Linked DNA regions of Homo sapiens: region 1 is linked to region 2. A link is a loop called in an ENCODE intact Hi-C map of the cell type or tissue named here. Cell type or tissue: prostate gland. All regions are shown on one strand. Links, peaks and the distances in the headings refer to the core of each region. The heading gives the core; the rest is flanking DNA. Region 1 has its middle 25 kb from the start of ATP8B4. Region 2 overlaps SHC4 (SHC adaptor protein 4).

What was found. Hi-C counts contacts between places; a loop is a spot of excess contacts. Peaks named below come from ENCODE experiments on the same cell type or tissue, not always from the same donor. Only the 100,000 strongest peaks of a DNase experiment are listed, where the experiment ranks them.
Region 1: it touches region 2 in a loop (6-fold over the local background); 79 of 110 quality-filtered maps call a loop at or near these places.

The regions. Positions count from the first base shown.
Region 1 is chr15:50,136,343-50,153,104 of GRCh38, reverse strand. It overlaps a transcript of ATP8B4 not described here. Among named protein-coding and RNA genes, the nearest start is that of ATP8B4, 25 kb to the right of the region's middle. RefSeq lists an enhancer at 15,348-15,854. In prostate gland, for the core only: a CTCF peak has its summit at 7,511 (motif pointing right); a DNase peak (open chromatin) is centred at 7,564; H3K27ac peaks cover 395 bases.
Region 2 is chr15:48,852,289-48,869,050 of GRCh38, reverse strand. SHC4 (SHC adaptor protein 4) reads left to right here. Exons shown (of 12, transcript NM_203349.4): 6 at 1,182-1,233; 7 at 11,236-11,359; 8 at 12,927-13,098. Among named protein-coding and RNA genes, the nearest start is that of EID1, 17 kb to the left of the region's middle. RefSeq lists a silencer at 13,205-13,499. In prostate gland, for the core only: a CTCF peak has its summit at 7,036 (motif pointing left); no DNase peak of the experiment used is centred there.

The DNA.
Region 1 (16,762 bases), core at 4,474-12,473, 1.3 Mb before region 2:
TCCAAGAGCCATGCAGTCCTCTGCTCAATATACCATTTTCTTATTTACATTCCTTTATAATATGGTGTTCCTTGATAACTTTGGACACATTCTTTCTGTGTGTAATTAAATGCAATGTCCTTTTCATCAGTTTTGACTTGCAGTTATCTAAACAGGCTTCCCAGAAGAAGAAGCAATCACAATGCAGGAAGTTTTTCTTTACCTTTTTGGTAACTGGCCTAAAAACCTCCACAAAATATTACATTTTATCAAGATAAATTTCAATGTTGTCTTCACCAGGTTTTTGATTACTTGGGAAAACTGAGCTTTGAAAGGGTTAAGGTTTTAAAAATCCATGTAACTTTCTGTGTTGCGTTTGAAATCTTTTGATTATCGCTCTGGTTAAATGAACATTATTTCACAGTGACCTGTGATTCTCTTTGGTCCTGTATGTTAGATCAAATGTTTTGAACTTTTTGATGTCTTTGACAGACTTTCCCAGGATTAAAATTGTAAATTAAATCTTTTTGATTTAGAATTAATTTGAGATTTTCTAGATAGGCCCTGGGAGAGCCTCAAGGACTGTATCTCTCATCTTGTAGAGATATTAAATAATTAGGCTTAATTGTCAAATTAAATGGAAAATATTGTCAAACAATAAGTGATACTAGATCTCCTTTCAATTACATTTATGGGCATGTTATTGATATGAATATTTCTAAATTGTATAAAACTCTTAGAAATCTAATATGAAATCAGTCACTATTATGTTGTCTGCCATAAAAATAACTAAATTTTCTTGCCAATTGCTGATTGTAATCCACTTCCATCAGATTTTTAACACAGGTATTCTAAGTTTTTGTCATCCATAGTTACTGTTTTAGGTCCTTAGTTCCATAGTTACTGTTTTAAGTCCTTCTCTAAAAGCATTTCCAATCAGATTTATGGAAAAGAGTCTAAAAAGTACTCTTAAATACAGGTTTCTAATAACTTTAATGAACTAAATATAATTTTTTTTCAAAATTCTAATGAAGAAACATGGGTTTATGAAACTGCTAATCAATAGATAAGGCAAAACGAAAATTAATTACATGATATTATATAAATGATAAAGATAATGCTTTTATGACTTTTATCTAACATTAATTGTTCTTCAAGTGTTTTGTTTTCCAGACTTAAGAAAACTTTCTCTCTTAAGCTGTCTATAGTTTACAACATTTTGGTAAAGTATGCTTTTGTGAATAAAGCTGGAAGCATTTACTCTTTATTCTTACTATTCCTCAAAAATTTGGAAACTGTTCATAAGTTTTCTTATGGCAATATAGTTATTTGCATAAGTCCAGTAAAAATCTTACCTCTCTCTTTTTTTTTTTTTTTTTTTTTTTGAGACAGGTTCTCACTCTGTCTCTTAGGCTGGAGACAATCTCAGCTCAGTGCTGCCTCCACATCCTGGGCTTAAGTGATCATCCCACCTCAGCCCTAGAGAAGCTGGGACTACAGGCATGTGCCACTACATCAAGCTACTTTTAAAATTTTTCGTAGAGATGGAGTTTCGCCATGTTGACCATGTCAGAGGTCTTTCTTTTTAAATAGCAGAATACAATCAGAAACATTAGTTATATTACCAAGGCTTTGACCAAAATATCATATTTGACAGTGTGCATAGAATGACTGGCTTCAAGTGTTCCCAGACTTAAATGAATAGACAAAAAGTTGTTACTCTCTGGCAGGCCCAGGAACCTTAAGACTATAGGTAAAATCTAAATCTGCCTTGGTTTGGCTTCCTAGCCTAAAGAAATTTTAAAATCTGAGCTTCCTATGTGATTAATATGTATAGAAAAAGTTATGTTTCTAAAGAAAAGCTATAATACACCTGTTATTACATTGTAACTCTGTGCATTGTTTTTGAGTTCCTGTGATCTACCTACAGACTAGACTAAATCCTGAATTCTAGAGCCTTCCAATCCAACTTTCTTTCATGGAATTGCTAAAAATTGAAAATGCTCCATTCCTGAAGCCCTATAAGCTGAAACTAGATAAATTTTAAGGAAGTTGTGCCTGATAATGAGTCACACAACAATTTACAAAACCACCTGATGCCACAGACAGATTTAATCTGCAAACCAGGATGAGATGTTTTCATGCTCTAGACAGCTTTTCCCAAGATGTTAGGACAGGAATCCATATCATAATGAGACTCTTACCCCTGTTAATGCCAACCATTTTCACTTTACAGGATAATGGTCATTTGATTTATTCAATTGGTTGTCTTTAGCCTTAGCCCAGGTTCATGTCTCAAAACCATTATGCAAATTAGAATTGTCATATTACTATTAATTTTGTGTTGTATTTTCTTATTTTAAACTTTGTATTTGTTATTTGTTAAATTCTTGCAGAGGTACAACTCTGAACAGAATAATGCTGGCCTAGAACTTGGGGATGATAGCAAACCCCTACGAAACAGACAAAATTAAACTTAATAATGGACTCCAGGTAGGCTAGCCTGAGAGCTTCGCTTCAAACTCCCTTTGTTGCTCAAATGTGGCCAGAAGAGTTTCAGTATGACTCGTAGTCACCAATCATTCCTTCCAAATGTGGGTGTAGATGAGCAACCTGGGACAAATCCATCCTGGTACTGAGGGACATCAAAATCCAACTATAGGTTGATTGATCAGTGATGCTTTTGGAGAAAGATCTTGATGAAAAGGAGGGAAGTGTGAAAGTTCTCAGAATCAAAATGGAGTCCATTGTGTTAAAATCCTCCCTGAGAAATGGATCTGGGGTAGGCCATGCAGAGAAAAGTTCTCATGAAATGCCTGATAACACATACTATCACAAAAGACTCTGCAAAACTCCCAACCTTGCACAAAGACCATCACAGCCTTTTGCAAAAAATACTTTTATGTGGACATTTGCCCAGCAACTCACTGTTCAAGCTCACCTGCTGTCACTCTTGTTACTGTTACTGATCCTTGTAGCCAAGGATAATTATCTCAAAAACCACTATGAAATTTTTTTTTTTTTTGGGACGGAGTCTTGCTCTGTCACCCAGACTGGAGTGCAGTGGCGTGATCTTGGCTCACTGCAACCTCCACCTCCCGGGTTCAAGCGATTCTCCTGCCTCAGCCTCCTGAGTAGCTGGGATTACAGGCACCCTCCACCACACCTGGCTAATTTTTGTGTTTTTAGTAGAGACAGCGTTTTGCCATGTTGGCCAGGCTGGTCTCAAACTCCTGACCTCAGGTGATCCGCCTACCTTGGCCTCTGAAAGTTCTGGGATTACAGGCATGAGCCACTGTGCCCGGCCAACTATGAAATTTTCTTAATTTTTCTCTTAAAAGCCTTTGTCTTCCTTTACTGCCCTGAATACACACATAGTTTACTATGGCATGTGCTTTCCCACTGCAATGCCTTATTCCCAAATACATATCATTTATTTTTAGAGAGTCTTTCTTTGCTATTTAGGTTGATAAATGCCTCTATTAGAATTTCATTCTAATGAAGTAGTTTTTCATTAGATTCACTTCTCTTTTGAGCATATTATCATCATTATCATTATTATTATTGTGGTTATTTCTCTAAAGAGCTCCTCTCTGCAGTTGTTTCCTACCACCTCAGTGGACTCTGTGATGATCAAAGAGATCTGCTTCAAGGCTTAGTGCACATACACATATTATCCCCTCCCATGCTTGCCTTTTGTTTCCTTATAAACTGTTTAACCAGGAAAACAGGTCTGACTGATTTGAAGAGGAAGAGAGGTCAGCAGTCTATCACCAGATCAGACTCTACCAGTGATACTAGGATCTCCTTTCTAACTTCTGGCCTATAGCTTACTCTCTCTTGTCTTCTGTGTTTTATGCTTATGACATGACTCAGATAATATACAGGGACATACTGGGCACTACGGCAGACCTAGCCAATCAATCATGGCATTATCTTAGGCTGAGCCTAATCATGTGTCAGAATTGTTCTTAACACAATGTTCTCAACTGCCACCACCACATTCACATTTAACCCCTGAGATTAGTTCTGCTTATCATCTCTGTAGTATTGATTCATAGATGAACAAGAGAATCACCTGGGAAGCTTTAAAAATAGCATGATGTATTGTTATTTTTAAAAGGGATACTTATCTTTTTGAGATACATACTAAGTACTTATGGATGAAATGATGTTGAACCATTTGAGAGATAGTTGTAGACAATATAACATTTTATTCCTAAATACTTTCAGTACGTATCACTTAAAACAAGAGAATTTTGTAATCTAACTACAACAGAATTATAACACTTGGGAAACTTGAAGTCGATACAATTTTATTATCTAATATTACATTTAATATTATTATCTAATATGAATTCTTATTCAGTTTTCGAATTACTTCAATAATATCTGTGTTAGCCTGTTTTGTGCTGCTATTACAGAGTACCTTAGACTGGGTAATTTATAAAGAACAGAAATTTATTTTTTCATAGTTTTGGAGGCTAGAAAGTCCAAGATCCTTTGCATTAGCAGGTTTGGTTATCTGGTGAAGGCTGTAGCCTCCAAGAAAAGGAATGCTGTGTCCTCACGTGGCAGAAGGTGGAATGGCAAGGAATGCATACTGCATGAAGCCTCTTTTGTAAGGGCCTTAATCCCATTCATGAGGGAGGAGCTCTCATGGCCTAATCCCCTTTTAAAGGCCCCACCTCTTAATACTGTCATATTGGCAACACCTACATTTTGGAGGGGACACATTCAACCCATTGCAATGTCTTATAGCTTTTTTTTTGTAAACCATCCAAAAGCCAATCTAGATTACAGATTGCATTTAATATTAAATATAATTATTTATGTCTTTTATGTTTCCTTTAATCAAGAGCAGTTCCCCAGCTTTTCCTTGGTCTTTAATTGACATTAACATTTTTGGAGTCCAGGCCAGTATTTTGTTGAATGTTCTTTAACTTGGGTTTATGTGATGTTTCCTCATGATTAGATTCAGGTTTTGCAGTTTGGCAGGAACACTAAAGAAGTGGTGTTCTGTCCTTCTCAGTGTGTCAGACCAGGAGGCATCTGCTGCCTGATTGTCCCATTATTGCTCGTATTAAGTTGGATCACTTAGTAGAAATGCTAACTGCTAGATGCATTGGAAAGATATAGTTCTTCTTTGTAATTAATATGTATTGCATGGAGTTATACTTTTAGATTGTATAAATATTCTTTTACGCCCCAATTTCCCACTGAATGATTTTGGCACTCTTTGATGATCCTTGCCTGAATCTATTATTTCTATGGTGGTTCTGAGAGGGTGATTTTCTGTTTCTATCATTCCTTCCACATGCATTCATTGGCATCTTTTCTTTTTCTTTTTTTCCTCCTTTAAAGGTTGGGTATAGACTCAGCAATTTTCAAAAAATTCAATGTTATATATTCTTTTGTGTCATTGATCTTGGTTGGCTCCTGTGTCTTTTGGCAGGTCCCGATCAGCTTTTGAGCATGTTCTGATGTTCTGAAACAAAAGATGTTCCAGGATCACCTTGTGCTTCCCTTGACCCAGCCCTGGAATCAACCATTTCTCCGTGGGATCCTGCTTTTGTCTTTTGACTATGGTGTTTAGACATGGAAGCCAGGGTGCAGGTATACTCCTTCTGCAGGAGGGTTATTGCTTCTAGGCTCTTTCAATGGACAAAATAGGAAGTATATACTTTTTTTTTTTTTTTTTTTTTGGAGACAGTGTCTCTTTCTCTCTGTCACCCAGGATGGAGTGCAGTGGTGTGATCTCTGTTCACTGCAACCTCCGCCTCCCCAGTTCAAGCGATTCTCATGCCTCAGCCTCCTGAGTAGCTGGGATTACAGGCATGCAGCACCACACCCGACTAATTCTTGTAATTGTAGTAGAGGCAGGGTTTTACCATGTTGCCCAGGCTGGTCTTGAACTCCTGACCTCAGGTGATCTGCCCACCTTGACCTCCCCAAGTGCTGGGATTACAGGCGTGAGCCACCGTGCCTGGCTAATACATAGTTTTAAAGACCTCGAATTTGTACTGATACCTCTAACTTCGTAACCCAACACCAAAGAGTTTGCGTCTTCTTCCTTTACTCCATATCTCTTTTAAAAAACAAAAAACAACCCTCCCATAATGGGAAAACTGGTTCCCAGTGAGACAGCCAAGTGGGAAGAGGATCCCTGGAAAAACTCCAACTGGCTTGTGCACTGGGAAGAGTGCACACTGGGGTGGAGACACAGAAGTTCACAACATTTGCAGAAGGGTTCCTCTTCCTGTGTGGAACCTGGGATTCAAGGCTCCTCCTCTTCCTGTGTGGAACTTGTGGGTGGGAAGTTCTCTAGCAGGGACTCTGGCCTTAGGAGGATCCCTGTTTCCCCTTTTTTCCCTTTTACCCAATACAACCCTGCTTTACTCACGCTTCAAACCATCTATGAGCCTAAATGTTGGTGACCATGGGACGGAAAAGGACCCTGTCTTTAGCTGAACTAAGGAAAAGTCCTGCAACACCAGCAAGATCAATATGTTTATCTATTTGAAATTCTAAAACACACGCAAAGTAGTTTCAGAATTACTACATCAATACCACTACCAAAGACAAACTTACCTTACCAGGTAAAGTTCAAGGCTTTCTTAATTATTATCCTTAGAATATTCCCTGAGGGTGGCCAGTTAGAATTTCACATTCACAAGTTACTTGGAATAATTATTTTTCTTGTTCTGAATAATTACATTTTTTATATGATACATGCTTAGGTTGATTTGTTTCTGTTTCTGTTCAACTTAACAGTCCTCCCAGCCTGGTGACTAAATTTTATATTTGAAAATGTAGGCCGGGCGTGGTGGCTCATGCCTGTAATCCCGGCACTTTGGGAGGCCAAGGCAGGTGAATCACGAGGTCAGAGTTCAAGACCAGCCTGGCCAAGATGGTGAAACCCCGTCTCTACTAAAAACACAAAAAATTAGCTGGGCACGGTGGCAGACGCCTGTAATCCCAGCTACTCGGGATGCTGAGGTAGGTGAACCACTTGAACTCAGAGGGCAGAGGTTGCAGTGACCCGAGATCGCGCTCCTGCACTCCAGCCTGGGCAACAGAGTGAGACTCCGTCTCAAAAAAAAAAAAAAAAGTAAACATTTATGTGGTTCAAGAGTAAAAACTATATAAAAATATAATCAGAAGAGTTCTATCTTTTTCCATCTTTCTCATTCATTTTCATCCTTTTGCTTTAGGTAATCAATCCCATTAGTTTCTGGTTAATCCTTTCTGCATTTCTTTTTTTGCAAAAATTAGGACATATTCATATATCTTCTGACAAAGTAGCTTTGGCCAAATAGAAATATTGTCTTGCTGGGCACAAAGCACCAATTTTCAAAAAAGTTCCCAATGACTGAGCAAGCATTTTCTCTTCTTGGTGTACCTGAGTGCACCTGTGATAGTAAGAAAGAAAGAAAGAAAGGAAGGAAAAAGAAAAAAAGACATGGTGAGAGTGGCGGTGAAGAGAGTAGGGGGCCTAATTAGCCTTAAGAATTTATTCACATTTAGTAAAATTTCCACTAGATGGCAGTAACACTCCAAGAATAAGTTTCCTTTGTGTTCTGGGATAGGGTGACGCACCTACATGGAATGATGAGCTGTGGAGTGTGTTTAGGACAGACTCCCACCCAATGCAGAAATATTTTAAATGGATTCATTTTTCAGGTAATACCAATTTAACTTTTAAAATTAACTCTAAATCCAGTTTATCCCTCAGTAATGTAATATACTGAAAAAAGAAAGAGACTGATCCTGAATCAATGTATGACTGATCTGTGATTTGATAGCCTCTCAAATCAGACAAGATACTATAAACAGCAAATGTTAAAAAACCCTTAAGATTCAGTAAAATGTATTTTTATGCCCAGTGTTAATTAAAATCTCTTTATTGAATGCACTTTACCTCTTTATTTTTTGTTCAATTTTGTTTTATCCTGATTTTTAAAACAAGTAAAAAGTAGTCAAAGCCAAAAAGTAAACTAAATATCAAGGTTCATTTTAACTCAGATTAGGATGTGGTACATATAGCTGGGATTGTAGAGGTAATACCATACCCCTGGTTAACTCAATAGATCTTGCAAAAAGTTCTATTTAATATCAGTCACTGCTTTTCATGGCTCAGCTAGGCTTTAAGAACGAAATATTTTCTACGATATTCAGTAGTGTAATATGATATGGAAGCAACTGCTTCCATAAGTGTAGAGGGCAGGAGTGATCTGATCAGCTGAGAGTAGTCCGTGACGGCTTCCAGGAGTAAGTGAACTTTGAAAAAGGTGCTGAAGGAAATCATAGATATGAGTTGATAGTTAGGGAAAGGTAGGCCCTGTGGATAGGAAGAAAGATGTAAAAAAAAAAACAAGGGTAATTGCAAATGATGTCATCTCATATTAGGTTATTCTTTCATGATGAAGTGAAGGAAAACATGCCTTAACTTTGTGATATAGTTTGGCTCTGTGTCCCTACCCAAATCTCATCTTGAATTGTAATCCTCATGTGTCAAGGGAGGGACTTGGTGGGAGGTAATGCCCCCATGCTGTTCTCAAGATAGTGAGTGAGTCTCATGTGATCTGATGGTTTTGTAAGTGTTTGACATTTTCCCTTTTTGCTCTTCTCTCCTGCTGCCACGTAAGATGTGCCTTGCTTCCTCTTTGCCTTCTGCCATGATTGTAAGTTTCCTGAGGCCTCCCCAGCCATGCGTAACTGTGAGTCAATCAAACCTCTTTTCTTTACAAATTACCCAGTCTCAGGTATTTCTTTACAGCAGTGTGAAAAATGGACTAATACACTGTGAATGCAAAAGTCTATCATGTTCAATATAATTATCTCAGAATGTTTTTCACGTCTCTTCCCCTCCTTTGCATTTCTACCACCATCATCATACTTTAGGCTTTTCATACTGGGAAATGGACTAAGGTTTCAACTTGGCATCCCTGCTTCCATTCTTCCCTCCTCTAAATCGATTTTCCACATTGTGGCCAGGATTGCCTTCCTAAGGCACAACCCTGACCTAGTATGTTTCCTTTGGTAAAACAAAGGGACCTGAATTGGCTCAGCTTCCAGGGCACCATGAAAACAGTCTATTGATAGGAAGTTGGTCTCAAAAAGCCCTTCCATTCTAATGTTTTATGATCCTTACATGTCATCCTTTCACTGAGATAGCATGTGTGGCTCCCATTTATCTACAGGTGAAGTTGATGTTCCCTTTTCAGACATGCAAGGCAGTCTACAACGTAGGCCTGTATTTTCTGGGTTTTCTCCCCCTCACTCATGATTAGTTCACTTTAGCCAAATCAGACAGAGGGCATATAACATGGTACCTTTAATCACGCTGTTCCATCTGTCAGGAATGCAGAATCATCCCTCCCTGTTTCCATTTGAAATGCTTCATAGAACACTTGTGATTTGCACAAAGCCACCCTTTACTACTGTGGCACCTAGCCTCTAAGTTGACCTCCAGAGATTCATGCTGCCTGGTACTCATGCACTGTGAAATGACCACACTGAATCACGGCTGACTCTGTATAGTCAATAACTGATGGAATATTGTGAAAGTAAAAATATGTTACTTCTGAGGTTAGCTTATCAAAAGCTTTGTAGTTTCTGCTTTAGTGTCTTGGATCACTCACTTTGAGGAGAGCCAGCTGCATGCTATGAGGACACTAAAGCAGCTTTATGGAGAGATCTACTTGGAGAGAAGCTGAGGTCTTTACTCAACAGTCAGCACCAATGTGCCCACCATGTGAGTGAGCCATTCAGAAAATGATTCCTCCAGCCCCAGTCAAGCCCCTGGGTGACTGCAGAATCAACTAGTATCTGACTGAAGGCAGCAAGCCAAAACTGCCCATCAACTTGCTCCTGAATTTCTGACCCACAGACACTATATTGTTGTTTTAAGCCACTAAGTGTTGGGGGTGATTTGTTACACAGCAATAGATAATACAACATCAAGCCTCTGATGGCACAGTTTTGGCAGCCAACTAGAATTACTTGCTCTTCAATTTCTATTTTTAGAAGAAAAGTTCTTGCCTTTAAGGGAAATGAGGGCTTTGATGAGGTTGATATCCTCAAAGGAAGGTCCTGGCATCTCCAGGTCTTCAGCTTCTCTCCTAAGCTAAGCATTTAATTCATTCTTAACTCCTTCCTATGCATTATACATAGTCAGAGCCTGAAACAGTTCGTTTCTTCTCAAAAGGGAGGATAGTAGAAACAGAGGCAGAGTAACAGTCAAGGCCATGGATGGTGGAAGCAGATGTGTGCGTAATTGAGTCTTGGCTTTGCCTCTCCCTCCCTGCATGCCTACTGACTTTGGAGGATTGCATGGGGGTATTGAATGTTAAGATCTATGCCATGCCCACACTTCAGTGCCTGGAAAGTATCCAGGACTCAGTAAATGCTATGATTTTTATTACTAAGATTCCCTGGACATCAGCCTCTTTTCATTACTACCTTAAACTAGAGCCATCTTTATCATTCCTCGTTGCTTTCTACCACCATTTCTTTGTACCACAGACTCTTCCACTGAGCTGCCAAGATGTTCTTCAAAATGAAATATAGCCGTGTTGTTTTCCTGCTTGAAAAACCTCTATTAAAATACAAAACAGATCCGTAGGGTTAAATCTAGGCTAGAGTTGCTTTGGGGAGGAGGAAGTGGATGGTGAGTGGGAAGGGGCGTGACAGGGTGGGCTTTTGAGGTGCTGACATGTTGTTTCTTGACCTTGATGGTGATTATACAGTTGGGTACCTTTCGTGATAACTCTGAGTTGTGTCCTGGATGCTCTGTGTGTTTTTCTGTATGTATATTATATTGCAATAAAAAGTCTATTCATAAAAAATGAACATAAAAACAAGTGAACATCACTGTTGGCTTCCTTGCCATCAGGGATAAAAGCTGCTTTCCTTCGGCATCCAGAGCTGCCCCATGGCTCCTGTTCGGGACCTACTTCTTCAGCATCATAACTCACTCCTGAGTCCCACACAACCAGTGTTTCTAGTTATATTTCTCAGCATTCCCTGAACACACCATGCAACTTCTCTGCCTTTGTACATTCTGTCCACTTCCTCTTTCCCTACCTCAGTTTTTACATTTTAGGAAAAACTCGTATTCGTCTTTCAAGAGCCCCTCAGACATGCCATATGTGAAGCCTTATGTGCCCTCCTCAAGCAGAGAAGTTGCTCCCTCCTCTGGCTTACCGCAACACCTCTCTCACAGTGCTGTGCAGACTTTCTGTGTTCAGGGAAATATGTTGTGTGTGCTGTCCAATATGGCAGCCACTGGAAACCCAGCTAGTGTGGTTGAGGAAAGGAATTCTTAATTTTATTTCACTTTTAAAAAATTTTAACTCTTTAAAACAACTTTATTGGGGTATAATTTACATGCCATAAAATTCACCCATTTTCTGTACTCTTATTTAATTTTAATAAATTTAAAATTAAATAGCCACATATGCACAGTGCGGCTCCTTCACAAGTTCTCACACAATGTGTGTATAAATCACCTGTTTACATATCTTCCTCTCATGGAAGATCGTGAGCTTTTTGAGGGGAAAGATTTTGTCCTTATCAGTCTCTTGGTGAGTGAAATGCCTGTTACTTAAGAGACGCTCAATAAGTATTATGAATGAATAATTGGATTGTATTTCTAAGAACCCTGCCCTGATTGCCTGTGAGGTCCTCTCAGCCCATTACTGAGAATTTCTACCCAAACTTTTTGCCTTACTCTTTCTCCAATAGGAATCAAAAACCATGGCCCAGGATCATGGTGATAAGGCCTTGGAGAGTCTGGAAACTTTCACCTCTAAGTTTGTTTTGTTTTGGTTTCCCTATTCTTGGTGGTATTAATCAGTTAGCATCACTTAAAAGGAAAAGAGCCCTTGAGCTTATCTGTAGGGGCAGCCAAACAGGAAGAGGAAAAGGAGGTCGCCGCTCTTTCTGTGGCTGGTCTTGGAAAGGGAATGTCCCAAGGGTTGGGGCAGATGGAGTCAGACTTAAGAAAAGGGGAAAGAGGAACAAGGAAGATGGGCCCTGGAGGCAGGTGCGGGTCAAGAGCATACCAGAGTCACAGATATTGGGGTGGGGATCTCTGACCAACAGCTCCTTCCATGATGGAGTTCTAGAAGGTACTAGTGGATTTTTCTCTTTCAAGGATAGTCTAATTGTCTTAGAGAGATCAGTATTTGTACATTCTCAGTTAGTGCTTCCCAAAGTTGCCTGCACATTACAATCACCTTAGGAGTTTTAAAAAAGAGTGGATTCCCCAGTCTCATCCCAGAACTACAGAATTCGAATCTCCAGGAGTGGGGCCTAAAAGTCCCTATGTTTTGAAAAGGTCTCCTGTTGATTCTCTTGCAATTTATTCAGGTGGATGTTTAGGAACCAGTGCTCTAAACATATAGTAAAAATCATATGTCAGTAGTTTTCCCCAGAGAAGCATGGTGTGTTATTCATTCTTTGTATATTTTGAATCCAGGAATTAGAACAAATGAAACTATGTTATGGTTTTAATACATGATAAATATTGATCTACTTTGGTAAATAACATTTACTGAGTAATGACATTTATGGCACTCTTAATCCTTCCTAAATGCTTTGTTATCTAAGTTTTCATAACTACTCTGGGAGGTAATCAATCAAAAAATATTTAATGAATTTCTAGTGTTGATCCAACCCAGTGCTGGGTAGACAGGGATATAATTATGGCTTACACATTACACATTAGGAAATGGATTGTAAGTGATTTAACTACATCCCAAGGCCAGTCTCGGAAGAGTCAGGAGTCTGGGCCTGGAGTGTTCAGCTTGGCTTATCACATTACTAGGCTTTGCTTCTTGGAAACTAGTGTTGTCATGGTTACCCTGGGGGAGCTCCTAGATATCAGTGATGGCTCAATGTACTCATCTTTCTTATTCTTTTATTTTCTTTCTTTAAAAACATTTTTTATTTCAATAGCTTTTGGGGTACAAGCATTTGTTTTTTTACATGGATAAATTATATACTGGTGAGTTTTGAGATTTCAGTGCACCTGTCACCCAAATAGTGCACACTGTACCCAATATGTAGTTTTTTAATCACTAGCTCCCCTTCCATCATTCCCCTTCTGAATCTCTAAAGTCCATCATACCACTCTGTATGCCTTTGTGTACTCATAGCTTACCTCCCATTTATTATAAGTGAGAACATATGGTATTCACACACCTATTGTGCTTATCCAGTTTTAATTTCTATCTGCCCATCAAGCAGAAAACATCTTGCTGTGCAGTTGGACTCAAGAGAAAATGTGATCTCTAACAAAAATAGTTTCTTTAGGATGTAGTGGTTCATGAAGTTACTTCCCCTAATATGCATATTCCAGGATAGTCAGTGAATTTTCTGAAAATAAAATTTGAAGTTTTGCAGGAAGATTGTTAACAGTGAGAACTACTTAATGCCTGAACTACTAGTCTGATCTATTACAGTCACTCTAAGGAGTATTGACTCATCCATCGAACGGACACATTTATTTATTTTTATTTTACTTTAAGTTCTGGGATACATGTGTAGAACATGCAGGTTTGTTGCATAGGTATACATGTGCCATGGTGGTTTACCGCACCTATCAACCCGTCATCTAGGTTTTAAGCTCTGCACGCATTGGGTATTTGTCCTAGTGCTATCCCTCCCCTTGCCCCCAACCCCCCGACAGGCCCTGGTGTATGATGTTCCCCTCCCTGTGTCCATGTATTCTCCTTTTTCAACTCCCACTTATGAGTGAGAACATGCGGTGTTTGGTTTTCTGTTCCTGTGTTAGTTTGCTGAGAATGATGGCTTCCGGCTTCATCCATGTCCCTGCAAAGGACATGAACTCATTCTTTTTATGGCTGCATGGTATTCTTTGGTGTATATGTGCCACATTTTCTTTATCCAGTCTGTCATTGATGGGCATTTGGGTTGGTTCCAAGTCTTTGCTAATGTGAATAGTGCTGCAATAAACATACGTGTGCATGTGTCTTTTTAGTACAATGATTTATAATCCTTTGGGTATATACCCAGCAATGGGATTGCTGGGTCAAATGTTATTTCTGGTTCTAGATCCTTCAGGAATCGCCACACTGTCTTCCACAATGGTTGAACTAATTTACACTCCCACCAATAGTGTAAAAGCATTGTTTTTTCCACAGCCTTGCCAGCATGAGAACAGACACATTTAATTACCTTATCTATTCACACAATTTCCCCTATACCGGCAATTAAGTCCTATCATGCTACTTTGACTTTGGAAATAAAAAGGATTTACAATGCAGACAGACTTCTTAGAAGGTGTAAGACTAGGAGAAAGTGGCGGTTGTATGGGTATAAGAGAACAATAAAGGGAGAAAAAGATAAGAAGTGACTGGGAAGTAATGTTTTTATTTTAAAAATTTCTAATTTCTAGTTTGAAATGAGGATATTTCCAGTCAGTGAAATTCAGTTGACTTTACAAGGTATGCTTCTTAGATAATAGTTCATCCTTGGCATTGTATAATTCCAGTATCTGCCACCAGGTGGGAGATGATGCCTATTAGGATATTAAGTTGTGGCAGTGGTGCCTTTTAGGGTGTTTAGGTGTGGGTAACCAATGACTGAGCAGATAATTTATTCAGGTATCTATCTATCTGTCTGTCTATCTATCTGTCTATCATCTGTCTATCTATCATCTGTCTGTCTATCTCTCTATCTATCTATCATCTCTCTGTCTGTCTGTCTGTCTATCATGGACTGCCTATCTATCTATCTATCTATCTATCTATCTATCTATCTATCTATCTACCTATCTATCTATCTATATATGTATCTATCTGGACCTGCAATGCTCTGTCCCTTGCTAATCATGTACACACACCTTTGACACACCTCAGATCATTTCCTTAGTGTAAATTCCTGGAAACAGAAGGATTGAGTCCCAAGGTAGACACATGCATGGGGTGTTTGATACACTGCAGTGCTGCCTTCTGGAAAGATTGCACCAATCTACCCTCTCACCACCAGGGTATGAGACAAGCTATCCCAATGTGGTTTACAGATTGCTGAAGGATGAAAATGTGATAGAATCTCTCATCCAGTGGCTAGAGCGATACTAAGATGAGCATTACGGTTGGCAGGTTGTGCTCACAGCTCACAATTACTAAAATATTGACAATTAAGTTGGTAAGTGAGAACTTTGATAAGGGAGTAGCTGAGCAGAGAATCTTGTCACTAGATGTGGTACAGTGAAAACATCCTTAAAGTAGCAGTCAGGAGACCTGGGTCCTGGAATTTAATAAATGTTAGCTTCCTTCCACTCCTCTCTGTGATGATCAGCTCATCTTCAAGATGACGACCCTCCCAGCTCTAACACTGTATATGTCTCTAAGGATCATGTGCGTCACTTCACAAGAAGAAGCATCGTGAGCATGATTAAGGAGGCAGAAACATCAGATGCCTCATGGTGCACAGTGACATGCAACAAGGCTAGTCTTGTGCCGTGGTTGTTTGTTATGCATTTCTTGGCAATTTGCATTGTTGCCCTCAGAGACAGTGATTCAGATCTTAGAGCACATTCACTCTGAGACACTTCCAATAACTGAAGCAAAATGCTGCTGGTAGTTAGTCAAGATGTTTAAATGTCATTCGGTGATTGATCGCTTGTGAGTCATGATGACGCACAGTGATGCTCAGCATGCAAAGGACACAGTGGCTCTCCTCAGTCAGGACTGCATGGAAAGATGTCTGATAACCTGCTAACCCTCTGAAGAGCCTTCCAGAATGTGCCGGCTAACATGGAGGATCTAGACAGCTTCTCTCAAAACATTCCTTTTCTAGAAGAATTTACTTTGATTGGTAAGAGCCAGGGATATTAGGTAACTCCACTTGGGTAACCCATTGGCTGGCTCATAATAGATCCTTGTTGGATGAATGGAATGTAAAGAGAGTGAATGAGATAGTATTTTTGGGAAGATTGACGTTAAATCAGTGCTAGCATGTTGCTTGATTCTGTGACTAATATATTTGAGAAGCCTCTTGCACAGTGCTTGATGCATTGTAGGACATCAATATGTCCAAAAGCTATGGGGATACAGAATTCAGAACCCAAATAAGAGAATCCTTACTGATGTTTCAGGGATTCATCCCTGAACTGAAGAAAAGAACTTTCATTTCTTTTGTCCAGTGTTTCAATTATAATAATAAAATCATATGTATGGAATACTTTTCATGTACTCAGCACATTATTTTATTGGATCCTCACAGCTTAATGAGGTAGTACCATTACTATCAACCCCATCTTACAGACGGGGTAACTGAGACACACAGGGTAACTTGTCTGGTGGTGTTCAGCTGCTGCGTGGCAGAGCTGGGCTTCACACAAAGGCCAGTCTGACTCCAGAGCCCCACGCTCACCATCAAGCAGTGTGGCCTCTTAAGACACACAAAGTTTGTCCTGTGTTCTCAGTACCACATCACAAAGGGTAAACCCCCCAAATGGGACATCTGTTCACTTTCAAAAAGAGAGAAGGGAGGAAGTGAACTAATTTCTACTTAGCAATTAAGCACTGCTCATTTAGCAAAGGAAACAATTAGGATACAATATCTTGATCATGGAAAAATCAAACAGTCTTTACAACCCAACATTTAAGCCACATTTGCCCCAGCCTGGCTTTATCCCTGTATGAGTGGTGAACTGACTGGCTTTTTAATTTTTCTCCTGGATGTTTTGACATTTTATAGATGCACACAATGCATTTGTGAAGTGCCCACAGTTTGAAGTTTCTGCATA
Region 2 (16,762 bases), core at 3,466-11,465:
ATGAGAAAACTGAGGTCTGTAGAGGTCTCACAGCCTCTTTCCCATAATTGGACCTACCAGACAGCATGGCTGGCATCAGACCACCTCTTCACTTGAATAAGAGTGGCAAAGTCCCCAGCAATTGTGGCTTTCCTTCTAAATTCATATAAAACAAAGCCCAAGGATATGGCCTTATTTATTTAGAGGATATTTAAAACCTTTTTTCTTTTTGCGTAAGAGAAATTTACTCAGGTATGTGTTATTATTTTCTTTAATTGCCCAAGACGAGTTATGCTGACCCTGAGATCCACTTCCTGTGTGATTCATTGTGGGTTATTAAGTGATTATCCTTGAGGGTATTACAAACATGGGCTTTTATTTCCTGCCAGTTGATTGCATCTTCCCTCTAGAGAGTCATACTTCTAATCTGCAAATGGAATTGTGTGTATTTTTTCCCAAGAACTTAGATAACAAAAAGCATCTTTAATTATTAAAACCTTATCATTCATCAGCTTACTGTTTTCAATAAAAGCTGGAATTACCAAGTAGCGTTTTGTTGGTTTGTTTTTACGAAGTCAGCAGTGCATCTCTTTTTGAACTTCTTAAGTTTTTCAGGGGTTCTCTTTTTTTTAAAATGATTTTTCTTTTCTGTATATTGATCAAATAAATTCCTTGTATTTTCACTTTATTATCCCTTAAGTTAACTTACACTGCATACAAGCAAGCTAACAACCACAAAATCCAACATGTCTCTTTAGTCAACTTACTTTCTGATGTATGTGGTATATGTTTGGACAACAGGAGATCATGATACCCTATCTTAGTTTATGTCACTTTTGTGATTGCATAATCCCTGATATTTCAACTTTCAACCTAGGACAGCATCATAGTCTCTAGCCAGTTTTAAAGAATATGTCCTAACATGTTCCCTATCTGCTTTCTCTTTTATTCTTAATGACAGTCTGCCTCTAAATTTTTAATTTTCCAATTCTTTCCCCAAGGGACAGAGAACATGGACTCCATAATTGTTAAACTATATGGTGTATATTTGTTTATGTTCCCTTTTACAATGCTTTTCTTGTCTCTTTAAATAAAAAACATTTGTATTTGAGTCCTTGCCTCAGTATCATGTCCAAAATATATGTTTCTTTCAACAGTACAGTTCATCCATTTTAAATACAGTCATTTTCCCTTTTTTATAGGATACTACAGACTATGTTGCCTACGTAGCTAAAGATCCAGTTAATCAACGAGGTATGGAAAGCAACTTACAGATTTTTTAAAGAGCTGGTATATACCAACTCTAAAAAGTAACCAACAGTTATTTTCAATGTACAGAGTGATGACTATCACTAGGGTGCTATACTGGATTCTAGAAATATTATGCAAATTTGAGTTGGAAATAAATTGCCCTGTTAGCAGAGCAAAGTAGAAAAACTATGTAGATGAAATTTAAATCATTTTAAAGATCCACAAACCAAAGGCTTAGCTATCAAAAGAGAAGCTATTATGGTTATGATAGAGGGGGCTGGCTGTCACATCCCCACTGGACAAATGAATTACATGTAAGATCAAAGCCAGTGAGGAGTGAGGTTATTGGCCTGCATTGGCTTTGGTGTGTGTGTGTGTCTGTGTGTGTGTCTGTGTGTCTGTGTACTTGCTGTTCAAGAGCCTGTATTATCTCTTTGAATGCTTGACTTCATCATATGGATTTCAGCTTAAATGCCTCTTCTTCAGAGACCTTCTTTGATAGCACCTCCTGTCTCCAGTAGCATTTCCTACCTTGTTGCATCACAACACTTATTTCTCTTTTCATTAACACTCCACATTTCTATTATAGGTTAGTGCAAAAGTAATCACAGTTTGCCATTGCTTTTAATGGCAAAAACTGCTATTACCTTTGCACCAACCTAATATTTTATTTACTCACATATTGCACTTGTTTGTATGTTTAATGTGTCCTTTCTACTAGGCTAAAATCTTCATGAGGGCAGGAACCTGTTTCTCTTACTCGCTGTTGTTCCCTAGCACTCACCATGATGCCTAGCATATAGGCGATACTCAAAAACTATTTTATTGAATGACTGAGTGAATGGAAGAGTGATTTGATGGGAATTCTTGTTTCAGGATTTAGCAAGGTCACATGGTTAGTATTGCTTCTCATCCCTAACGCTGGGACATTCAGACTCCTCTTAGGGAGAAGTGTTAGGTTCCTCCTTAACTAGAACGTATTGGTTGGGCCACATCCTCTGCTGTCCCAGGTATGGAGTTTGCCCCCAAACATTTATTAAGTGGACATGGAATAGGACTTGAAAATTTAGAGAGCTATAAGACACCGAGGTGGAAATGTACATGGGATGCTGGGGAGTAAATAAATAGAACACCCTGGACCTCACAATGTAAAAGCGTAAAAGGCATCTATAGGACAGACACGAGAGAGCTAATGAGTAGGGACTTAATCCCATGGGCAGATGGGTGGAGAGTACTGTTTACAAAGTAGAGTTTAGACAGATTGGTTTGGCAGCAGGATGTAGTAGATGGATTCAGGGAGAAACTTAAGGCAGGGATATCCATTTGGAAGCTATTGTGATTGTCAGAAATGAAATGATGAAGCCCAGCTGCTGGCACAGAGCCTGGCACGTAGTAGATCCTCAGCAAATGTTTGCCAAAAGAATGTGGCAGCAAAAAGATGAAAAGGAAGGAACAGAGGATAAACAGTATGAAATACTCCATTAAAACTGACCCACTCTAAACTAAATAAGAAGAATGAATCATGGTCAAAGAGTGTGCAGGAGAGACAGGAACCAGTGAATGGGGCAGTGGGAATGTAGGAACAGGGCACAACAAAGGATACCAGAAAAGGGCAACTTCTTCTCATCCCTGCCTGAACGTCCCTAAATAATAACTGCTTGCTATTTCTGGGAAGGCCTCTGAACAACAACACTTTTTGTCTTAACATGGAAATGACAGGGTGAAAGGAAGAAAAAAATACATCAGGAAATCTAGATGTTTAGTAACTTTGCCGTCAGTCACAGAATATCTCTGGGCATGTCATTGCTCTTAAGTAAATGATGGTGAAGAGTTCAAAGATTAATGTTGTTGCTAAGGGTAATGGCCAAGAAGGATCCACATGCCTGCAAAGCTCTCCCTTTGCTTAAGTGAAACAGGAGAGGCAGAGAAAATTATGATGCAGCACATTCACTTTGAAAGCCCCTGTTCTGGTGCCTGAGTCATTTGTCAGAGCTGAGCTGCTTGAAGAGGACCCCTGGGGATCCTGGCTTGGGGATTTTGAGAAGGCATTCATGTGAACTGTTGAGCGAGGTCCTGGATGGGAGGTGAGGGACAGAAACAGTCCAAATCAAGGTTTCAGTTTTTTCTTTCTTTAGCCATCAGCCTGTGTATAGGAAATAAGATTGATGCTGGAGTCAGAAAGACTGGGTTGGAATCATAATTATTTCATCATCTCACTGTACGATGTCAGGCAGATTGTTTCACAACCTCAAACCTTGATTTCCTTATCTTTTAAGTGGGAATAATAACATCTGCATAACACATGGAAAGCATAGTTTTCTTTCCTCCCTTATTACATCTTTCTTTCCTATAGGAAAATGGGTGTGTCCAAGAAGATAACTTAGTAACATAGGGTAGTTTTCTTGGCTTTAAAAGTTAATATGTCTCTATCACCTCTTCCTCCTTTTCTGATCTCCTCGTTCTTTCTCATATAGCTTGGCTATAAAAATCCTGTGAGAAGACACTGTGTTCTCAACATACCTCCTCCTTGCACACAGTCCTCTAGTGCTAAATCTTTTCCCCCGACCTGAGCCCTTGGACTGACAGTGCCCGCAAAGAGGTGATGACACAGCTTTTGAATACACAAATAATTATTAATGATTATGGAAGGAAAATCCCACCATGGTATTATCATTTAGCAAGAGGGAGAAACATAATCCATAAGATGTGCATAGAGAAAGAGGGATGCCTAGAGAACAGTGCCTAAAACGCAGTAGATGCTTGGGATTTGTGGAGTAAGTAAAAAAAGACACAGGTGAAAGAGCAGTGTAATGAGAGCTTACAGCCAAGTGTTTGCAGGTTGTGCGAATGTGCGTGTAAAGGCGGGGTTGCAGAGAAAGGAAAAAGTGGAAGTAGGGGTCCCACAGCTGAAAAGATAGACCAGAGACAGATTGTGGGGGGACTTTGAATACTGGCCAGGAGGTCACTGGAGCCATCAAATATTTTGAGCTTTAAAAATATTATTATGTTTTGCTATTCTGAAATTACTAAATGATCATTTTTCTGGCAGTTGTGTCTTTAAAAGTGGTATTGGAGGCCGGGCGCGGTGGCTCACGCCTGTAATCCCAGCACTGTGGGAGGCCGAGGCGGGCAGATCATGAGGTCAGGAGATGGAGACCATCCTGGCTAACACGGTGAAACCCCGTCTCTACTAAAAATACAAAAAATTAGCTGGGTGTGGTGGTGGGCACCTGTAGTCCCAGCTACTCGGGAGGCTGAGGCAGGAGAATGGTGTGAACCCGGGAGGCGGAGCTTGCAGTGAGCCAAGATCACGCCACTGCACTCCAGCCTGGGCGACAGAGCAAGACTCTGTCTCAAAAAAAAAAAAAAAAAAAAAAAAAAAAAGAAAGTGGTATTGGTATTGGAAAGCAGAAAAGCCACCTGGAATGATAGAATTCAATTTAGAGGACATCTCATTAGTCGTGGGCAGCAGTGTAATGTTCTAAATGGCACTGGAGGAGGAAGGAAGAGTTTGGGTCAAATTTGTGAACTAATAGTACTTGATGACTATTTAGATATTTAGATTGATGGAGAAATAGGAATCAGATGTTCCTGAGGATTTAATGAGATATCATATGCAATGCAAACATTTCAATACCTGGCTTATAGCACCTAGGCAGTAAATGGTAGCTATTATTACTATTCTGTGTGATGTGGAGTGATGTTGCCACTAAAGAAACAGAAATTCTCATAAATAGAATAAACAAACAATCTAATAAAAAAAATAGGCAAAGAAAAATGGCTACCATTTATTGCATGCTTACTATGTGCCAGGCATTTTCAGTACTCCATCTGCATTATCTCATTTCATCCTCACAGCAGCCCTAGGGAGTATGTAAACATATCATTCCTTTTTTTAAATAGAAGAAAACACTGGAGGTGAGAAAAATAAGGCGGTTTTCGTAAGATTACCCAGCCATTAAGTGGATGGACAGATTCTACGTCCTGAGCACACAAAAGAACATGGCAAGGCACCAAGAAACATTTGAAAAATAAAAAAGTTTAGCCTCACTAGCAATCAGACACACAAATTATAATTAGACATCATATTTCATCTCCAAATTTCAAACATTGAAAAAAGATAAAATGTGGTTTCGAGTAGTAGTTATTCTTGAACACTGCTGATAAAGAGTTTAGATTCAAACATTTTAAAGAGCAATTTGATCATTTGCATCAAACATCTTAAAAATGTAAATGCCTTTGAACCAGTAGTTTTATTTCTGAGGAAATAATTAGGATACGTACAAAGATTAAGCAATATAGATCATTTTTGTATATTATTTATATCATAAGACAAAATTTAGTATTCATAAGTAGCAAATTAAATAAACTCATAGAATGTACTATGATGCAGCAATTAAAGCTAATAGTAGAAAAATAAGTAATTATATGGGAAAAATATTCACAATGCTGTTAATGCAAAAAACATTATGAAGATTGTGTATAGTATAATCCCAGGTGACTTTTCTGGGTAGATACGCATTATAAGAAGATAGGAAAGACATATGGCAAAATGTTCCTAGTGGTTATTGAGATAACCACTGGATAGTGAAATTTTCTGTAATTTTTATTTCTTCTTGGTGCCTTTTTGTTTTCTAAAACTCTTACAGTGAATATTTATTACATTTATAAAAAGAAAAAATATCCAAAACCTTTGAATAAATGTTTTAAAATAATGAAATCAGAAAGCTGATGTTATAAAATTAACTAGCAAGTTTGTTTCATCCAGGAGAAAATGGCAGACAAGAGAAGCCCAGAGAGTAGGTCTGGGGCTGGGGGTGGGGCTGGCAGGGAGGGGAGGGAGGCAGGCCAGGCCTGCAGGTGCAGAAAAAAACTGCAACTTCTTAGCAGAACCTAGAAAGAAGAGGGCTAAGGATGTCAGGGAGTGGGGGAAGCCACAGGAGACAGTGACTTGCCTAAGGAGTAGTCAGGGGACAGGAGGAAGTCAAGAAATGAGTATTACCTAACAGAGGGGAAGAGCAAGGTTCTTCTGAAGGAGACATCTCAGATGGTCACACACTGAAAAGGAGTTAAGGGGCATGAGGGTGGGAAGATGCTATTTCGCCCAGCAATTAACAGGCCACTGGTCACTCTGGAAAGCTCAATTTTTGTACACCTAGAAAGGCAGGAGCCAGATTGCAGGGATGAGGAGGACAGTATGGTTGACAGGAAGTGGAGATGAGCAGAGGAGACTGGGCTTCATGCTGACAATCCCGAAGCTTCCCACTCTTCCTTTTGCTTGATTCGCTTTTAGCATTAGTGCATTTAAATCAGGGCAGTTCCCACTTTTTCCATCTTGGCTAGGACCCTTTAGTGAACTCTTCATTTTATCAAAGGCCTTTTTTATAGAAAAGGTTAAGTTCCAGTAAGAATGTTTTGAGTTTAGTTAGTGATTAATACACCCTGCTTCTGTAATTGCTGTAAATGAGGAAATCCACATTGTCTTACTCCAAATGTGTGGCAGTCCAGGAATGTTTTAATATTTTCCCTGAATCTAGTCTGTGAATAGGACTGGACTGCTTGGACTACCTGGATATAGGAAGGCCATGCTTCTGGGTCTCTGAAGAAAGTTAAAAAAAAAAAAACCCCAAAACCAGTAAAACCAACTTAAATTAATCCACTTATTTTTATTTATGTTTATAGTTATAAAGTATGCCTACGACTGTCCTGGTGGTATTAATTAGCTATGAACTGAATACTGGCTTGCCTCTTTGAGGTTGTTTCTTCCTAAAGTATGGAGGACTCCCTGCTTTGATCCCATAGCACCATCTGGTGGTTGACCTGAAAAGCTGAACTTTTGAATTTCTGGTTTTCTAAGTATAAAAGGAAAAGACAGAAACAAAACAAAAAAACTGTTTATTAAGAACAAATATAAAAGTAGTAAAGAAGTGTCTGTTATCCTTTAGTAATAGTTGTAATCCTCTTGTTTATGACTACCTAATTCAATAACCAAATAAAAAAGACAGATGAATATGTATCTCAGGTTCTTTTGAATCTTAGTTTAGTACTTGATACCCAGGGCTGGAAGTGTGAGCCCATCCTGCTACAGGTGGGATGAAAAAAATCCAGACTTTCATCTGATTCCAGACATGGGAAGCAAAGCTCAGGCCTTGGTAACAAAGTTACCATATCCCTGAAAAGGCACCCTCTTTTTTGTGACTTGGCTCTTTTTATATATAGTTACTTGTCTTTCTTCTTTCCCTTTAGCTGAAAATTGGGCAATTCTTGGCCAAGCTTTTGGAATTGGTTTTAATCCTGGGAAATGGGCATATTTATATGTGATTCAAGGCCCACCTCTATCCTGTCCCATGACCAACCTAAAAAAGACCATTTCCATAGAGCAACATAGCATGTCTATGAGAGGCAACAATGGAACTGTGAAAGTACATGTGCTCCCTGAAGGTGGTGAGACTGGGCAGAACATCTGCATGAGGTCAGTCTGTTTGTCTGCTGTTGCATCTTGCCTGGAGACAGACAGACACCACTGTTTGTTCTTTTATTTTTGTCCAGTCTTCTCAAGCTGGGTGTGTTGGGGCATGCCTGTAGTCCCAGCTACTTGGGAGGCTGAAGCAGGAGGATCACTTGAGCCCAGGAGTTCAAGTCCAGTCTGAGCAACGTAGTGAGACACCTGTCTCTATAATAAATAAAGTAATATGGTAGTAATAGGCTAATCCAAAGAAAAGCAGAAAATTATGTTGATAGCATCAGCCTATGAACAGGACCCAAACCTCAAAGCATCAGAATCAGAAAAGTTGAGATAAATAAGACATTCTAGAGGTACGCCAGAAGCGTTAGAGGCTGGTTGATGTGTCTGATTGATTCATTCATTTCTGTGTACCCACATGCCGCCCTGTTCCTCAGAGACTTTGAGCTTCCATGACAGAGGAAGAATAGGGTTTCTGTAAAACAAAAAGACTTCAAAGATGACTCAGGACATTGTCTTGGCAGACAAGGACCTTGCCATAAAGTGACTTGTTCAAGGTCACATAAGTAGTGGCATAATTGGAACTTGAACTCAGATCTGAATCTTTTCACGGAGTTCTTTTAAACATCCTATTCTCTCATCGCCCTCACTGGAAGTACAATTTAGCTTTTCTTATTTATTTATTTAGGCTTAAGTATCCTGCTTCTCTCATTATCTTCCTCATCTTCATCTCTCAACATCTCCTCAATCCTAAGAAAAAATAAAATTGCAAAAATTGTTGTTTCCATTTTGATATGACTTTCTATTTTGACTTCATTTTTATTTTTATTTATTATTATTATTTTTATTTTTGAGATGGAGTTTCACTCGTCGCCCAGACTGGAGTGCAATGACGCCATCTTGGCCCACTGCAACCTCTGCCTCCCAGGTTCAAGTGATTTTCCTGTCTCAGCCTCCCAAGTAACTGGGATTACAGGCACCTGCCACCATGCCCAGCCAATTTTTTTGTATTTTTAATAGATACGGGGTTTCACCATGTTGGCCATGAACTCCTGACCTCAAGTGATCCACCTGCCTCAGCCTCCCAAAGTACTGGGATTACAGGCGTGAGCCACTGCACCTGGCCTTGACTTCATTTTTAATTGGACTGGGAATTTACGAGATTAAAAACAAAAGGATTACCTTTTCTTTAAAAAAAAAGTATTTATTTGGTTAGGTTGCTAGCATATTAGTGTTAGGAGATATTTTATCATTTAAGCCATACTTGATATTATGTAAGCTCTCTCTCTCTTTCTTCCTTTCTTTCTTTTTTAGAGACAGGGTCTTGCTATGTTGCCTAGGCTGGGGTGCAGTGGCTATTCACAGGTGTGATCACAGTACACTAGAGCCTGCAACCCCTGGGCTCAAGTGAACCTCTCTCCTCCCTCCTTTAAGCCTCCCAAGTATCTGGGACTAGTGAATTACCTTTTCTTATAATGTAACACAGCTTCTCATGGCTCAACTGGAGGATACATCTCCAAGGGTACTTTTTAGGTCTCCGGATATGAGGCCTGACTAGCAAGGAGGAGACTATTTCCACAAATCACCTAAGAAATAATTTATATCACCTAGTAGCTATAAGAACATGTCCCATTGCAGGGACTCACTGCAATTCTCACTTCAAAAAACTCAAAGACAATTTCATACAGTAGCACTATTCATATGATTCAGAGAAATCACTATTTATTCATTCAACAAATATGTTTAGAGCATTTTCTATCTGTTGGTCACTAAGTAAAGCTACTGTGGAGAAAAATATAGGAACAATATAAAATGGCAGTGTAAAGATAGACCAAATATTTTCCTTTGGTAGGAAAGACATAAATTTATAGATATTCTTAACTGGGTTTCAAAACCGGAATTAGCTCCTAAGTCTATTTCAGGATCCAATTTGTACTTTAAAGGGGCAACTTTATAAGAATGAAGATTTGATACCTTAGCATTGTTTGATTTAGTAATACCACCACACCACCATCACACACACACACACACACACACACACACACACACACCCCTTTCAAATGTGTTCAGACAAAATTTTTAAGTAAAAGTCAAATTAGTTTTGGAATGAGAATATCTGAGATTCCTTGAGGTGATTATTAACATAAGGCTGAGAAACACTGTTATAGGTTCTGTTATAACTTACTGTTATCAGCTCTACAAATTCTGTTAGATGTGAATGAATTGCCTTTTACTTCAAATAAATATGAATTTTTTCCAAGACAATGCAAAGCATAAAATCATGCTTCCAAGTTAGCATAGTTAAACCAGTCCATAAAGACGGTTGTCTCTCCTCTCCTCAGATATCCCTTTTAGTAATGTGTTCCAGGTTTGTTTTCAAAATGCTGAGACCCAAGATACTTTCCCTGGTATTTAATCTGATTCTCCATGCACTCCTTTAAGCCCATTGCCTCTCCCCTGCTTTCCTTTTCTCAGAAAATAGCTGACAATTTTTACAACACTCTTGTGTATATTAAACTGTTATTGGACTTTTCCTCATCTCTCAATTCTTCTGGTTATCCCAATGTTCCTTTGTAAAAATTTGTCATGAGATTTATTGCCTCTGTCTTTAAGCCATCCTTAGGACTCTTTCTAGGTCACCATTAGGAAACTTCCATCAATTATATCTTCATATTGCAAGGCCATATTCTAACCAAGGCAGGAATGATGTTACATATGGTAGGGAGATTAATTTACAGTCCCTAACCACAAGCTCCTCCTTTCAGTGGCAGCAGCAGATTTGCTTACTCATTTGTGATAGTCAGATGCCTGCCCGCACCCTAACTTGTTTATTTTTGTGTGAAAACTAGCGCCTTCCTGGTAACTGTGCCTCAGAAAAAGTATCTAATATAAACTCTCATATCTTCTGGTAATGACACCTTCACCCAGTGCTGATTTTGATGCTTATTGAAGACACTTTTTTAGTGGGATTTCAAAGATGGGGATTGCTGTGCTTTTCAGTGCTTTATAATAGCAATGACAGGGAAAAGGGGTGGCAGCGGGGCGGGGGGCGTATTCCAAAGCCCCTATCTTTACCAACAGCTCATTCCCCACTTTTGGAAGGGATTTGGAAAGTCATATTTTTTCAATCTTCCATAACATACCGTGCAAAGATGACAAATATGAAACCTCAAACTTCGCCTTCTGTGTAGATTAGTGCCCTAAGCATAATCTATATTGAATTCAAGAGCTAGCAGTTAAACATTAGTCACATTATTAGTCAAATCAGTGTGCTTTTGTAAAAATGTGGCCCCCAAATCCCTGCCTTGAGCACCCAGTTTGTAAGTGTTGGATATATTTTGATGTAAAATTTGAATCTTTCTTCTCTTTGATTCATGTGAAATGTGAAGTATTCTTTATATCATTTCATGGCTGCAGAGAGCTTGTAATCCTGCTCCCTTTTATTCAATTATCAGTTCATGGTTTTGAAGTACTCTGATTTTATGTAATCTTCTCTTTCTAAAAATTTATTATAATATTATTTTTTGTATGTCCTCTTGCAGCCTGTCACATATTGGAATGCCACAATGGAATGGCCCAAGACGTCATAAGTACCATAGGGCAGGCTTTTGAACTCCGGTTTAAACAGTACTTGAAAAATCCTTCTTTGAATACTTCTTGTGAAAGGTCAGCCAAGAGTTTTATAATAATTTGACAATATATATATATGTGTGCATTTATCTGTATGTATTTATTTGTGTGTGTATATATAACATTAATGTGGCATTTTAAAATGAACTAATAAAATTAGTAATTTTTTTCTTGCAAATAGACACAGTCTCAGTACAAAATAATATTTTCCTTCCATTCATATTTATCCAGTTATATCCTCTTGCTTTGTAACAAGATTAAAAGAGATCCCTTCTCACTAAAAGTAAGAATAGATTATCTCTGTTATTCTAGCACTATAAAGAGCTTTGAATTAATTAATTGAAATCAAAATAATAAACATCAATAAACTTCTCAGATTTGTTTCAACCCCAGATCCTTTACATATCAGTTAAAAAAAAAAACACAGCAAGAACAAAGAGCAAAATAAGAATCAAATGTCTCTTGTAGGAATTCCTGTCAGTTGGTTTGCAATGTAAATAGATAGGCTTCAGCTAAACTGTGGTTAGAGTGGAACACGGTGGGACCCAAGGATTTGGTTGTTCTAAGGCACAGAAAGTCTGCAATGAAAGCTGAACCCTTTCAGGCCTGTCAGACCTCACCAAGTGTGGAATGCAGTGATGCCTCTGGCTCACACAATTCATGCCGGAGAAACAAAACTCTTGGGTACTTTAAAATGCATTTTCCTCTGGTATGTCACTTTGTGTATCAACAAATACTAGGTTTGGAGATCTCCTTTTATGAGGTAGTCTAGGGTAGCAAAGGAGAGGGTGTTACCAGGAGGCCTTGATGCTGAATTTTTCCCAGGATAGCACTTCTGTCTTAGTGCTATCATTTTATTGACATGTAATGAACCTAACAAAACTGTGTGAGTTGTCAGTTGAATCAGTTCAATCCAAATAGACTTGATTTATTCTTGTTTTTTTTTTTTTTTTTAGTAAGAAACTTTCCCTGATTCCAATTTGGAAGAAAAGTCTGTTTGTTTGTCTTGCCCTGTTTCAATTTTAAAAACAATTCCATGTTTATATAAATCTACCCACTTGCCACATATGGTTCTAATATTTCTGTGTTAATCCCATGTACTCCTCCAGATCTGTGCAGACAAGATAGCTGGCCATAGCTCTCTTATTTTTTTTTTCATTTTGGTTTAATAAACTGGGACAGGCCCTATACCCGAAGAACAATATTTAAATTTTATCTGGGCAAAACTTTCCAAAATGGAACAATCAAAGTGTGCTGGAGATACTCAAGAATACTTTGTATTTTTATGATCTTATGACAAAAATATCTTACATTTAGGAAGTTCATATATTGTTATTATCATTATTTTTATCACTGGAGGAGACACAAAAGCATCACCCTTGGCACTTTCTATTGGCTTACCCCGTTTTGTCTACAGAAAGCTAAACAACTCAACCATCTGACTGCTCCCATCCAAATGTTTAACATCACTTAAGCACAGCTATAAACTGAAAACATGAATGCAAAGTTTTTCAGGATGATTTGCTTGGTTCTGATCCCCTTGCATCCCTTACAGTATTTGAATTTTCGCCCAGCCTCTTGAGGATTCTTTTTTCCTTCACAGTGAGGAGGTGCATATTGATAGCCATGCCGAGGAGAGAGAAGATCATGAATATTACAATGAAATTCCAGGGAAGCAGCCACCAGTAGGTGGTGTTTCAGATATGCGGATCAAAGTTCAAGCCACGGAACAAATGGCTTACTGCCCCATACAGTGTGAAAAGTTGTGCTATTTGGTATGTAATGTTTTATTGTTGTTGGAACCAGCAATGCAATTCTGCCCTTATCACTAGAGCATTTACTTTGAGGATTTCCAAATGCTAGTTTAGAGAAAGTCCTGTCTTCCTCAAATACAGAGCCAGAGAATGAATAACTGTCAGAGGCTACACTAGATCATTTTTACTCCTAATCCCCCAATTGTAGCCTCAGCAGATGATCTCATATCTCACTTCACTGGGAAGACTGAGGCGATCCAACATGTTATCCTCAGCTTCACCCCTCCACAGCTCTAAGTCTGCCCATGTTCTCCTTGCTTCTCTTCCTTAGCAACTATCTCCAAAGCTAATCTTTTCCCTGTGCTTCTCATCCAAACCTCTCCTGCCAACTCTGTGTCCTAGTTCTGTCCAGTAACTTCTGTCTCAATCTTCACTCTTTCTCTATTGGTTCCTTCTGCCTGCAAAAAACTTGGACTCCCTCAACCCAACCTAATAATGTTCCACCTCCTTGTCATCTTCCTTTCACCCACAAACTTCTAGAAAGCATTGTCCCTGTCTTTGTGTTAACATGTGCACTATACTGGAAGATCTGAACTCTGCTTGACAATCTGATGGAAGTTACTTTTACAATGGTCACCAGTGGTTTAATTGCTAAATCTATTTCCTTCTTCAGTATTCTGTATCTCTTTATAATGTTTGACCCCTCTTCTTTTTTGTTGTTGTTATTTTTATAATTTCAACTTTTATTTTATTTTATTTTTGTTTTAGTTTTTTTCTTTCCACCTTTTATTTTAGGCTCAAGGGGTACATGTGTAGGTTTGTTAACAAGGGTAAATTGTTTATCATGGGGGTTTGGCATACAGATAATTTTGTCACCCAGGTAATCAGCATAGCACCTGGTAGCTAGTTTTTAAATCCTCACCCTCCTCCCACCCTTCACTCTCACATAGGCCCCAGTGTGTCTATTGTTCACTTCTTTGTGTACATGTGTACTAAATTCAATTTTTATTTTAGATTGAGGGAGTATGTGTGCAGGTTTGTTACATCAACATATCGCATGATGCTGAGGTTTGAGATACAAATGATCCCATCAGCCAGGTAGTGAGCATAGTAACAGATAGCTTTCAGCCTTTGCCCCCCTCTTTCCCTCCTCCTTTTAGTGGTCGCCAGTGTCAATTGTTGCCATCTTTACGTCTATGAGTACCCAATATTTAGCTCCTACTTATAAGTGAGAACATGTGGTATTTGGTTTTCTGTTCCTGTGTCAATTCACTTAGGATAATGGCCTCCAGCAGCATCCATGTTGTTGCAAAGGACATGATTTTATTCTTTTTTGTGGCTGCATAGTATTCCATGGTGTATATGTACCACATTCTCTTTATCCAATCCACCATTGATGGGCATCTAGATTGATTCCATGTCTTTGCTATTGTGAATAGTGCTGCGATGAACATAGAAATGCATGTGTCTTTTTGATAGAACAATTCATTTTCCTTTGGGTGTATACCCAGTAGTTGGGATTGCTGGGTCAAATGTTTGAGTGCTGTTTTAAGTTCTTTGAGAACTCTCCAAACTGCTTTTCACAGTGACTGGACTAGTTTACATTCCTACCAACAGTGTATGAGCATTCCCCTTTCTCTGCAGCCTTGCCAGCATCTGTATTTTTGCCTTTTTAATGATAGTCATTCTGATATGATATGTGATATGTGATTGTGGTTTTGATTTGCACTTCTCTGATGATTAGTGATGTTGAGCATCTTTTCATATGTTTGTTGGCTGCTTGTATGTGTTCTTTTGAGAAATGTCTGTTCATGAAATTTGCCCACTTTTTAATGGGGTTGTTTTTTGCTTGTTGAATTAAGTTTCTTATAGATTCTACATATTAGACCTTTTTGGATGCGTAGTGATTGTGAATATTTTCTCCCATTCTGTAGATTGTCTGTTTACTCTGTTGATAGTTTCTTTTGCTGTGCTTAGAAGCTCTTTATTTAGGTCCCATTTGTCCATTTTTATTTTTCTTGCAATTGCTTTTGAGGATGTAGTCACAAATTCTTTCCGAAGGCTGATGTCCAGAATAGATTTCCTAGGTTTTCTTCTAGGATTCTTACAATTTGAGGTCTTAACGTTTATATATTTAATCTATCTTGTATATGGTGAAAAGTAAGGGCCCAGTTTCATTCTTTTGCATATGCCTAGCCAGCTATCCCAGCACCATTTATTGAATAGGGAGTATTTTCCCTATTGCTTATTTTTGTTGACTTTGTCAAAGATCAAATGGCTGCAGGTGTGCAGCTTTATTTCTGGGTTCTCTATTCTGTTCCATTAGTCTATGTTTGTGATTTTGTGCCAGTACCATGCTGTTTTGGTTACTGTAGCCTTATAGTGTAGCTTGAAGTCAGATAATGTGATGCCTCTGGCTTTGTTCTTTTTACTTAGGATTGCTTTGGCTATTTGGGCTCATGTTTTGGTTCCATATGAACCAACTGTTTTTGGGTATTTTTTTCTAATTCTGGGGAAAATGATGTTGGTGTTTTATTGGAATAGCACTGGATCTGTAGATTGCTTTGGCTAGTATGGCCATTTTTATGATATTGATTCTTCCAATCCATAAGCATGGAATGCTTTTTCATTTGTGTCATCTGTGATTTCTTTCAGCAGTGTTTTCTTGTTCTCCTTGTAGAGACTTTTAACCTCCTTAGTTAGATGTATTCCTAGGTATTTTATTTTATTATATTTTGGTGGCTATTGTAAGTGAAATTGTGTTCTTGATTTGGCTCTCAATTTGAATGTTACTGGTTTATAGAAATGCTAGATTTTTGTACATTGCTTTTGTGTCCCGAAACTTTATTGAAGTTTATCAGTTCCAGGAGCCTTTTGGCAGAGTCTAGTGTTTTCTAGGTATAGAATTATTACAGCCAGTGAAGAAAAATGCTTATTCCTTTCCTATTTGTATGTTTTTTAATCTCTTTCTCTTGCCTGATTGCTCTAAGACTTCCACCTCTAAATTTTTTTATTTTTTATTTTTATTTTATTTATTTATTTATTTATTTATTTATTTTTATATATTTTTTTGAGACAGAGTCTCACTCTGTCACCCAAGCTGAAGTGCAGTGGCGTGATCTCGGCTCACTGCAACCTCCGCCTCCCAGGTTCAAGCGATTCTCCTGCCTCAGGCTTCCAAGTAGCTGGGATTACAGGTGCATGCCACCATGCCCAGCTAATGTTTGTATTTTTAGTAGAGACAGGGTTTCCCCATGTTGGCGAGGCTGGTCTCAAACTCCTGACCTCAGGTGATCTGCCCACCTTGGCCTCCAAAATTGCTGAGATTACAAGCGTGAGCCGTCACGCCTGGCCCTACCTCTTATTTTTTGAGACCTCTTCTGTAAGCTTCCAAAACATTTCCACCTTTTCATTCTCTTTCTGCATCTCTAGTTGCTGCTTTCCTTTCATTTTCTCACATTTTCCAACATTTTATTATGAGTATTTTTAAACATATAGACTATTTGAAAGAATTATACAATGAACACTCACATACCATCTCAATTCTACAATTAACATTTTATTATATTTGCTTTATTACATATGTAGCTGATTATCATACATTGATCCATCTTATTTTTGATATGTTTCAAAGTAAGTCTTACCTTTTCTTTTTATGTTATCATTTATTTCATCTCCTCCAATA